Linked DNA regions of Mus musculus: region 1 is linked to region 2. A link is a loop called in an ENCODE intact Hi-C map of the cell type or tissue named here. Cell type or tissue: heart. All regions are shown on one strand. Each heading gives the region's core, and the rest is flanking DNA. Links, peaks and the distances in the headings are about the cores only. Region 1 has its middle 28 kb from the start of Gm13218. Region 2 has its middle 45 kb from the start of Gm13218.

Evidence for each region. A loop is a pair of places that touch in the nucleus more often than their neighbours do. Peaks named below come from ENCODE experiments on the same cell type or tissue, not always from the same donor. Only the 100,000 strongest peaks of a DNase experiment are listed, where the experiment ranks them.
Region 1: it touches region 2 in a loop (4-fold over the local background); 6 of 42 quality-filtered maps call a loop at or near these places.

Annotation. Positions count from the first base shown.
Region 1 is chr2:9,618,110-9,623,493 of GRCm38, reverse strand. No RefSeq gene overlaps it. Among named protein-coding and RNA genes, the nearest start is that of Gm13218, 28 kb to the right of the region's middle. In heart, for the core only: no CTCF peak of the experiment used is centred there; a DNase peak (open chromatin) is centred at 2,643.
Region 2 is chr2:9,545,140-9,550,523 of GRCm38, reverse strand. No RefSeq gene overlaps it. Among named protein-coding and RNA genes, the nearest start is that of Gm13218, 45 kb to the left of the region's middle. In heart, for the core only: no CTCF peak of the experiment used is centred there; DNase peaks (open chromatin) are centred at 2,133 and 2,543.

The DNA.
Region 1 (5,384 bases), core at 229-5,228, 73 kb before region 2:
TAAGGATGACTAGCAAAACTACACACCAGATCACACGTGTGGCTGCTGCATGCACACACAACATAGAGTACACACACATAATTTATAAACCCAAATGACTGCAATTTATTTAATAATACATCTATAGACTAATGAAATCGAATTGATGCAATATTTGATGTGACTTTAGAATCAGTGATTGACATAGAATCACAAAGAGGTCACAAACTATTTTACAGGTGGGAGACCTGATCTTCCAATCTCCTGGGGATTCAGGTTTTTATTTTCTGAGATTCCAATCAAATTAGTTAGAGGTTTTTATATGCTAACAAACCCCAACTGTGTCAACAAATGACAACAAAGTAATGCAATAGCATTTTGGAATGAGCAGAAGATAAAATAATTCAATTAACAAACAGGAAGTGTTGAGGTTTTTTTTTTTTTTTTTTTTTTTAGATTTTATTTTTAATTACGTGTACATATGTGTGTGTGGACATGAGTGCAGGTGCCAAGAGAGATCAGAAGAAGACACGGAATCTCCTGACACTGGAGCTACCTGTCATGCGTGTTGGCAACCACAGGTCTTCCTCTGTCTCAGAGGAAAGTCTCAAAGCCACTACCTTCCAGCCTAACATCTTCAGGGGCTGGGAGTTTAGATGTGCATCATCAAACCCAGCATTTGGGAAACCTCCTTGTCATGTGCTCTGTGGTATTAGCATCACAGCAACAGTGTCACCGATCGCCTCTATATTTAATTAAGAAACAAGTAGTCAAGTAGTGATGTTAATGTTTGTGTGTCCTAACCAAATCCCCACACAGTTATTTTTAGTGTCCTCATGTGGACTCCAAGGCATAGCAATTCTGCTCATCAAACATCAAATCACAAAGACACACCACACGCTGGCAGTGAGGAGGAGCCTCTAACTGTGGCACTTGCTAGGGAAGAATGTTTGTGTTCCACCCAAGGAATCCCTGTAATCTTGTGATGCTGAGACAAAGAAAGTGAATCTTGTGCAATATAGGTAATAATAATACACCCTGTGGTATTGGGCAAGACAGGGGAATCTCACAAGCTCCACCTGCCAGGCAGAGCCAGGGGCAAGGAGCTCCGCAGAAAAGGTCCAGGGAGCACAAATAGCCCAAAGGGTGGGCCAGTGGATCCCCCTCAAGTACTCAAAGTAGCCATTTCACTTCTTCCTGGGTTAGGTGGTGACTGGAATTGTCTCTCTTGCTTTGCATGTGGACTTGCATTTCACTGGTCTGGTGACTCTGTTGTCTGAGTCTGCTTTCAGAATTCTCAAGAAGTCTGGGACTCTGAGTTGATGTTATGACCAAAACAATCAAATACTTCCCCTGAATGACCTGTGTATTAGACCCTGCATTGTATGCATGCATGCATGCATGTGTGCATGTGTGCATATGTATCTGTGTATTTATATGCCACACGTATTCTGAAATATGGGCGAATAAAATCTTGAGTCTTTCTCTCTCTCTCTCTCCCTCTCTAAATGGAAAGAATTCAAACAATTTGCTAACTTTTCATGGCTTGCTTTGACTGTTGCATGACTTTACCTTTGACTGTTGCATGTTGAAAGTTGCACCATACCTCATAAGAAAGACATTAACCTTGGAGGTGACCATGGTCATACACTTCCTCCTTCAGAGGGACTTGAGTAGTTTTTGATGAATTGATCTCATAGTCTTCCTATCCTGGCTTATAAAAATGGAAAACAATGTGGTTTTCTGGAAAAATAAATTCTATGAAGCTAGTGGAGCACACCTGTGTTGTTTTCTGTGGAGGTCACATGAGAAGGACAGAAAAGAAAGGCTCGCTTCTCCATTCTCCCAGGCTTTCTTCAGAGAGGAAAAGGAAATGCTCGAGAGCCATTATTTTGACCAGTGGGTTATTTTAATATTTGCCACTTTCAGGGTCTGCACAAGAAAATCAACTCATGAGTCTGGAATGTTCTTTGCCCAAAAACTGAGGCCACAGCGTAATCCTCCCCTGAGGTGAACCATGCCGGTCTGGTGGAGCTCAGTACTTCTATAAAGCTCTACATGGCCCCAAGGTGCGTTGATGGCCAAGGTTACTCTCTCCTCCAAGTGAAATTCTTCCAAATCACTTGTTGACTGTTTACAGCCGTTCAACGATTTTTGTGGCCTGGTCATAAAGATTGACGACCAAAGCTTCCTTCTTTGTGCTGGGGGGAGATTTTTGCTTTTATTTTTCCTGGCTTCCCTTGATTTACTGATTAGATATGTGTTCAGTGCGGTTGCCAGCTGGCTGAGGTAGCAATAGCAGGGGTTGCAACGCCCCCAACCTAGGCTCTGGTGAATCTACAGCAGCTGGGACTGAATGGTGGGATCCCATTTGCTCTCGGTTTAGAAAAGATGCCTCCTTTCTCTCCTTGTCTCTACATCAAAGGGCAGGCTTGTCATGTGCTTGTGTTCCAGCCATAATGGTCAGTCCTCTGAATGCAGCTTCAGGTGTTAACACAGGCCTTCCAGTGGGCAAGCCGTCAGCTGCTCTCACAGAAAGTGTCACGAGGCTGGCAGCCAGGCACTGAAGCAGTTTCTATGTCGTTGCTAGGGATGCCACATTAAATACCCAAATGCTCTGTGTACAAAATGAGGAAAAAGTGACATTCTGCCTTCCCCTGTGGGAGTGGAATACGTGATTCACAGGCCTTCTGCAGCATTAATCAGGCCTTGTTTACATGGAAGGGAGCCAAAAGAGCGAGAGCCAAGAAGGTGTGTTCGGAAAGCCAAGCGGTGATGTCATCCGTGCAGAGCAGCTCCGGCAAGCCACTCGCTCCCTTCGATGCCTTGTGCAGAACCGCAGGAGCAAATCCTAGTTAAGTGTCTCAGGAACACCAAGGTGCTTCATCCCGCGCTTGAGATTTACGTGGCTCTTATTATGATTTGTTTGCCAAATAGTAGAACATCATCACCTGTGACTATCCCAGGCAAAACGTCAGCCTCATCTACTGGGAAAATGGCAACAAGAGAGTCTTAGACAGTTGTAAGGCCACCCTTAGCTACTGTGAGGTGAGTCTCCATGCAGACTTGACAAATAGACTGTTAGTAGTAATCACATATCATCAAGATTTTTTAACTGGATAGGATGATTGCAGAAAGCAAAAGCTTATGTATCACAGACTTAGCTTGAACCCCGTACATAGCTGAGGATGTCCTTGAACTCTCGATCATCTTGCCTCTCCTGTCGCGTCCTGGCGTTATAGGTGTGGACTACCATGCCAGGTATATGTAGTGCTGGGGACTGAAGCCAGGGCTTTCTGCTAAAGCTTCACCCTCAAACCTTTCTCATTATTTAAAACAATTCAGACATCAGCTATTACGTTCTTTCCAGTGGAGAAGCTGATCTGATGTCTACAAAGACAATCAAGTAAGAACTCGGGTTTTGAATGCCAATGAAATAAAGTGGATATTTCTGTTTGAAGTGTTGCCTTACTTGGGCTATCGTCTGTGAGTATTCTTCCATTCTTCCCTTCAATGTGGATCCTATACATTCTACCCTTAGTGGAGTTCATGTGTCAAGCCCTGAATTGTTAGGTATTGAGGCCACTACTCTGAGTGAATGGACATTCTCCTTGTCATGATGGAGTTTAGTCGCTATAATTAGTCACTTTAGTCAAGTCTCTGTGTTGGGGACAGTGGAGCTTGGGTATTTAAGCAGAGTTCCCAGTGCCTGAATTAGGGCCGTTGCCTTTGGAAGGATGCTCTTTGTATTCTTTTTTTTTTTTTTTTTTTTCAGTTTAAAGCTCAAAGGCTTCAAGTTGGAGTCCTCTTCTCTTTTAAAGGAATGCTAAAAGGGTTGAAATGGAAGATACTGTTTTTAAAGAAAAAGCCAACACGAAGACTGGCAATGTAGCTCAGTGGTAGAACACCTGCCTACATACATATCCCTGCACTGGGAAACAAAAAAGAGCCAGAGAAAACAACAATGATCCTGAAAGAATCTCGCTCAAGTCCTCCTTGAATAGTTAACCAATTTGGTTTTACTTTGCACACAATCATTTAGGTAAATATTTTATGTAAATGAGAACATTTTATGTAAAATGAGCAAAGGGCATTGTTTACTTAGCCAGTGAGTGTAGGCAGTGAAAGAATTGCTTCTCGCTTCTCTCCTGGGTTCATTTCTGTTCACAGGACAGCAGAGAAGCTCTTGGTTCTGTCAGGCTAAGCTCAGTCAGTGCAGTAAAGGCTTAGATAAAATAATGAAGGAGCCTATTGGGAATAGCAGGAGCACATGGGTCCTTAGAAGAGATTCCTTTGGGAAAGTTTGCTTTCAGGGTTAGGCAAATGACAAGCGAAAGGCAGCAGGGCTTGAAATAACCTGGCTTCTTGGAAGTAGAGATTCTACTTTCTGATAGGAACTGACAGAACACTTAATCTTCTGAGACGGAAGAAAAATGGAGTTTCACACAGGTTAGGAAACTTCCAGAACACTTTAAAACCAAGGATTTTTTTGCTTAATTTAAAAAAAAGTCTCTCTGTGTGTGTGTGTGTTGTGTGTGTGTGTCTGTCTGTCTATACACACATAGGAAAGTAATTCAATCCTTTGAAGGTCAGAGGACAACTTTTAAGATTCAGTCCTCCCTTTTCAGCAGGTGAGATCGTCAGGACCTGTCAGCAAAGCACCTTTACCCACAGAGCCATCCTACCTGCCCTCCATCTTGCTTTAGTGTGGATTCTGCTTTGCTTTGTCTGGTGTACGACCTATGCTTAGTGTCTTCCTTCATGGATTCGACGCTTTCATAGCATCATGTGTTCAACGAACTCTGGGCACATGGCATGGGAATCCATCTGCATTGTACAACAAAGTAGGCCATTGTCTTATCCTTGAGAGATAGGTCAGTCAACGCTCTGACCGGGAGTTCTCTGGCATTCTGATTGGTTGGAGGGCGGGCCTCACAATAAGTCTGTTTCGCAGGTAACGACATCTTTTCACGATGACATTGATGGCATGCTTTTGTATTTTCTTTTGGCTTTACTGTCACCTAGAAAACAATAGAGACTAATGAAAGGCATGGACTTTGGTAGCTAACCACTCGGGCCTCATACACTTTTTCTCTGTTTGTTTGGTTGGTTTTTGTTATTGTTTCAAGCATTTTAGACCCCATTCTTCCTTTATTGGTGTTACAAATTAATCTACCTTGCCCAACTAAAGTGGGGCTTCTGAAATTAGTCATAGAACATGGCTGGCTTTAGATATAGCTCCATTGGTATAGCTCTTCCCTATGAGCCTCTAGTCTCAACATTCAGGAACAACTCCCTACCTCACACACACACACACACACACACACACACAATCCTGAAATGTAACTTTAAAAATAGCTTGTAATTTAATCACCCAAAATGGTAAAATCATTAATCATCAACTT
Region 2 (5,384 bases), core at 63-5,062:
AAATGAAGTTCAGCAACTGATCGGAGCCACCAATATCCTTGGTTCAAAGAGCCAGCCTTTTGAGAGTGGTCCAATTCTTATCTTATGATTAGCGTGACATTTACATTGTAGACAGACAAGGCTAAAATGAGGGGGTATTTCAGAAGTCTACATACACCATGTCTCAGAAGATTCCAAATATGAGATGGGGTTTTCCTATCTACAAGTAGCCTCTATATCCATTAATGGGAAAATGAAAGACCAACTAGGGATTCAAGCAGAGATCCATAAAAATGATTTGAATTTACTTAGTAACTTACAGGTTCTCTATAGGGATAATTCAGAAAGTGGATCAAAGAGTCAGAGATGGATGGCGCTTGTCTTATGACAGTTTTCCAGAGAGAGAGAGAGAGAGAGAGAGAGAGAGAGAGAGAGAGAGTTAGTTCTTGCTTCCTGTTCTTGAATTAAAAGTCAAATGATGGCATATTATATACTTTTCTTGTTGCTGTGATGTAACATCTGACAGAAGCCACTTAAGGAAAGAAAGGCTTGCTGGGTGGTGGTGGTGGCGGCGGTGCATGCCTTTTATCCTAGCACTTGGGAGGCAGAGGCAGGTAGATTTCTGAGTTCGAGGCTGGCCTGGTCTACAGAGTGAGTTGCAGGACAGCCAGGGATACACAGAGAAACCCTGTCTCAAAAAACAAAACAAAACAATACAGACAAACAAATAGGAAAGAAAAGCTTGTATTGGCTTAGAGTTTGAGGGCACAGTCTTCATGGCAGGAATGTGTAATGTCAGGGGTAGACAGCTCTCACATGACATCCACAGTGAGGAGGCCGTGCAGTTGTAGTTGTAGCTCCTTAAATAGCATCCATTTTGTACTTGGAGACAGTCCTTGTAACTAGCTCCATTAGGCTGGCTGGCTGGCTGGTGAGAGATGAGTTCAGCTGGCTACCTCTTTTTATGCAACCCAAGAACCTAGCTCATAGAACGGTGCCACAATTCCTCCTCAGTTACGATTTTATGGAGACAATCTCATAGGTATCTAGGGGTGTGTCTCATAAAGATCAGTCAAGTTGACAATCAATAACGATTGATATTAATATTAATTTGTAACATTATTTCTTAAGCCCCGTTCTAGCCTTTAAATAATGGGGTCGTGTATTGCTAATGGCTGGTGTGGATTTTTTAAAATTTAGTTTAGTTTTTTACGTGTGTGTGTGTGTGTGTGTGTGTGTGTGTGCATACATGTGTGCTTGTGTGTGCCTGCAGGTGCCTGAAGAGGCCAGAGGGGATGGTCAAACTCCCTGGAACTCTAGTTACAGGCAATTGACAGCCATCTGACATAGATGCTGAACCCAAACTCAGAACCTCTGCAAGAACAGCGAGTGCTTTTCCTGGCTGAGCCATCTTGCCAGTGCCTGATGTGGCTCTTGTTGATACTAAGTCTTGCTCAAAGCCAATGAGAGATTCTGCCTCAAAAATAAGCTATACAGCAGTTTAAACATCTGCCAGATTCTCCTCTGGCTCCTGCAAGTATGCACACATGTACATGTGCCTGCACACACACACACACACACACACACACACACACACACACACACACATACACACACACACACACACACACACATGCTCACACCACGAAAACCGGTTTCAAGGCAATTTACTTATTTATTGAGACAGAGACTTGCTAGGCAGCCCAGACCTTACATTCTTGTATTCTCCCACCTTAGCCCCCTGAGTCCTGGGATTATAGGTATTTGCTACCATACCTAACAAGATTCACTTAAAGAAATAAGTACCCACCCACCACACCACTACCACCACCACCACCACCACCACCACCACCACCACCACCACCATCAATAGCAACCAACCACCACCAAAGTGGAACAAGTGCATTTGGGCCTTCCTCTCCTAACCTGGTAATAGATTATCTTGGTCCACGTACGTAACTGTGTGAGTTTTGCTTTGAATGCTTCTCTGGTCTCCACCCCACCTCAGTGGCCATGCTAAGAGGAAGCACAAGCAGCTTCTTGAGTTTTCCATTACGTGGCTCCGTTTGTCTGAAGCTTCTGGGCTTCTGTCAACGTGCGCAGCTCCTTTCCAGTAGAGCAGTCAGGGATTTAAGAAGGAAATGGAATTTCCATTTCCATCACCACCACATCACATCACTGCTGAAATGCTGGACCACTTACTTGTGCTAAAGGGCAAAAGCACATTGCATTGCCCAAGGTCCAGGGCTTTTGCAGTCCATCAGGAGAATATTGCAGCCTCTGGCAGTGGTTGAATCCAGGGGACTTGGACATCTGGATGTTGCTCCGTTATCCCAAGTCCTGGTCACTTAACCATTCCATTCTGAGCTTCTCCTCATGGGGGTGGGGGTGTGGGGGTGTGGGGGTGGGGGTGGGGAGACTTCCTCAGAGTCTTGGCTCCTGCACAGGAATGTGATGTTTAGAAAGTCATTTTCCTGTCCTTATAAACAATTCCATCATAATAACCTGGCTTCTGGCACCCGACGTTCATTTGAATTTTGCTCAGCTTGGTTTACAATTAAGATTTAATTAGTAAACTCATTACAAAGACAGGAAGCCTCCGACTTTCCCCTGATTCTCTTTTGGGTCTCTTTGAGGACCTAGCCTGTCCTCTGGGCTGTGAGACATTGGCAGAAAGGTTTCTCCAGACCTGGTTATTTATATTACAGCAACTCCAGCATAAAATATTGTTCTTTGCTTTTGGAAAATCGAGGCCTGTAGCTAGTCACTCAGAATTCAGGGTTGCAAGGTCTTTATTTAGAAAATGTGTCCCAGCCATGTTTTTAAACTCTTGGACTCAGAGAATCAGTTTGGATCTTTTTAACTTCTAAACAACAGGAATAAGAATTAAGACTAGGGGATGGAGGGACAAATGCCAAAGTAGACAAAGGACATTTGGTTTTGGAGTGACACCCTCAAAAGATTTCACAACACAGACCTGTTTCACTCTCTCAGACCATGCAAGGAAGACGACACAACCCTACATGAGAAGGAATAGAATCTTTTATTTTTTCACTTATTTTTTTATCTGTGTGATATCTGCACTTGGGTGTGTATAGAGGGTGAAGTTTGAGTATCAATGAACACACAAGGGAAGGCTACAAGAGGACATTATGACCCTTCCCCCCTTCCTTCTTCCCTCCCTCCCTCCTTATTTTCCTTTCTTCCTTCCTTTCTTTCAGATTCCTTTTCTTATTGACCTGAGGATCATTGTTTGATCAACTGGCTAACTCTTGGGCAGAGGCTACTGTGTCGTCTTCCCTCAGCTCTGGGCTTCCAGGCACCCAGAGCCATGCCTGACTTTCACATGGCGAGGAGGGGGGAGAGAGAGAGCGAGCAAGCACACGATGTGGTCGTGGTAATGTCATAAGGACAAATATATAGAATTCAGAGATAACTCAAAAGAAAATCAAGAAAATGTTTTTCAGGGAGCTCAGCGAGACGTGGTTGTAACAAACCTGCAATCAGTTCTGACAATGTGAACTTTACAATGGTGGAAGCCCAGGATAGGATTTTAGACAGTACCTTTTGTTTTTTGTTTTGTTTTGTTTTGTTTTGTTTTGTTTTGTTTTGTTTTGTTTTGTTTGTTAGGTGAAAGCAAGCTGAAGAAACTAATCCAGAGGAAACCGTTGGACCAGAGTTAAGAATGATCACTATCACATTCCCAGGACATTGACTTTGACCACACAAACATAACTGCAAGGTACTTAAAAGACAGATCATGATTTCTTTCTGTTTACTTTATGTTAGCTTGTGTCCTGAGAAAAGGTGAGATATTCTCATTTGATTTTCAAGGTATTTTTTAGGAAAGCTTTATAGGTTAAATATCTAAGCTCTTCCTAGAAATCCAACCTTAGACTTATCTGTCATGATCATTTTTAATTTTTAAAATTGTTTATGCACATAGGTGTTTTGCTTCATGTGTGTTTGTGCACCACTTACGTACCTGGAACCCACAGAAGCCAGAAGAAGGGGTCAGATTCTCTGGAACTAGAGTTACAAACAGTTGTGAGCTTCCATGTGGGTGACGGGAATTGAACCCTGGTTCTCTGGGAAGGCAGCCAGTGCTCTTGAATACTGACTTGACTTGGCTCATTTATCCAGCATATATACATATATATCTATATCTTATAATATATTATATAAAATATGAAATATTTTATAACATATTGTATAATATGTTATGCATAAATTATATAAATATAGTTATATAAAGAAAACTAATATATAAATATATTTTAGTATATATAATTATAATATAAATATATACATATATAATGTATTATATGAATATAAACAAAGTAAAACATTTATATGTGAATAGATAAATGAAAATAAATCATATAATATATTATAAAATATATTAATATATTCATACTATTCATATATGATATATTGAAATTTAAATATCAAATATATAGATAAATATATAAAATATATATATACATAAAGAATTTGATAGTTAAAAGTTCTAAAACTGTTAGTAGGAGACCGTATTCTTTGTTTCTATGACTTTTCTGGAGTCATACCCCAAACTTGTAAGCAAGGCAGACATATATATATAGCAGGGCTCTAGGTAAACTTAAAGGGAGATGTTATTAGGAGCTGTAAAATCCACCTCATGATGGTTAATAGATGTTTCTCTTGGGTAGCCGGTGTGCTTGCTGACCCTGACAGTTTTTATAAGGACTTGGAATGTGTCAGTAGATAGCACTGTGACCCTGAGGAGAGGAGAGTACAAACCAAGCTCTTTTCTCTGGGAGCTTTGCCCACCTTTCCATCATGGAGGAAACTCAAACTTCACTAAACAATGGCTGGGAAAACATTAGAGAATGGGAGACTCACAGCTAACAGCTAGAAATATAGCTCAGCACTTGCCCTAACATGCTTTAGGCTCAATGTTTAATTCCCAGTGAGGGGTCAATTTAAGGAGCGCATTAACTGCCCCGCCTGCCTGCCTCTTCCTGTCTCCTTTGCTCTGGGTTAGTAAGAGTCCCCATGTCAGGACGCCAGACTTTCATGATCAGGTTTGGTTCATACAGGTGCTGAGTATGGCATCTCAGGTCACTGGACCAAGCAGATAAGAACTTTGTAAGAAGAAGGTTCTGTCCACAGTGAGGTTGTCCTTCCTGGAGAGGGGAGAAGGAACCAGAAAAGCGGGGAGCCACATGGGAAGAAGAAGGGAAGGAAGGAGGCAAAGATCAATGAGCAGAAGCAGAGGGCTGGAGGGAACAGAAACCCCAGGAAAGCTGGAGCAGCAACTGACCTTCAGGAGTGACTGTTCTCACTTAACGGAATAGCAACCATTAGAAATCTCAGGGGACAACCTCTGAGCTTCCAGGGAATCAGCAGTAAACAGAACAGCA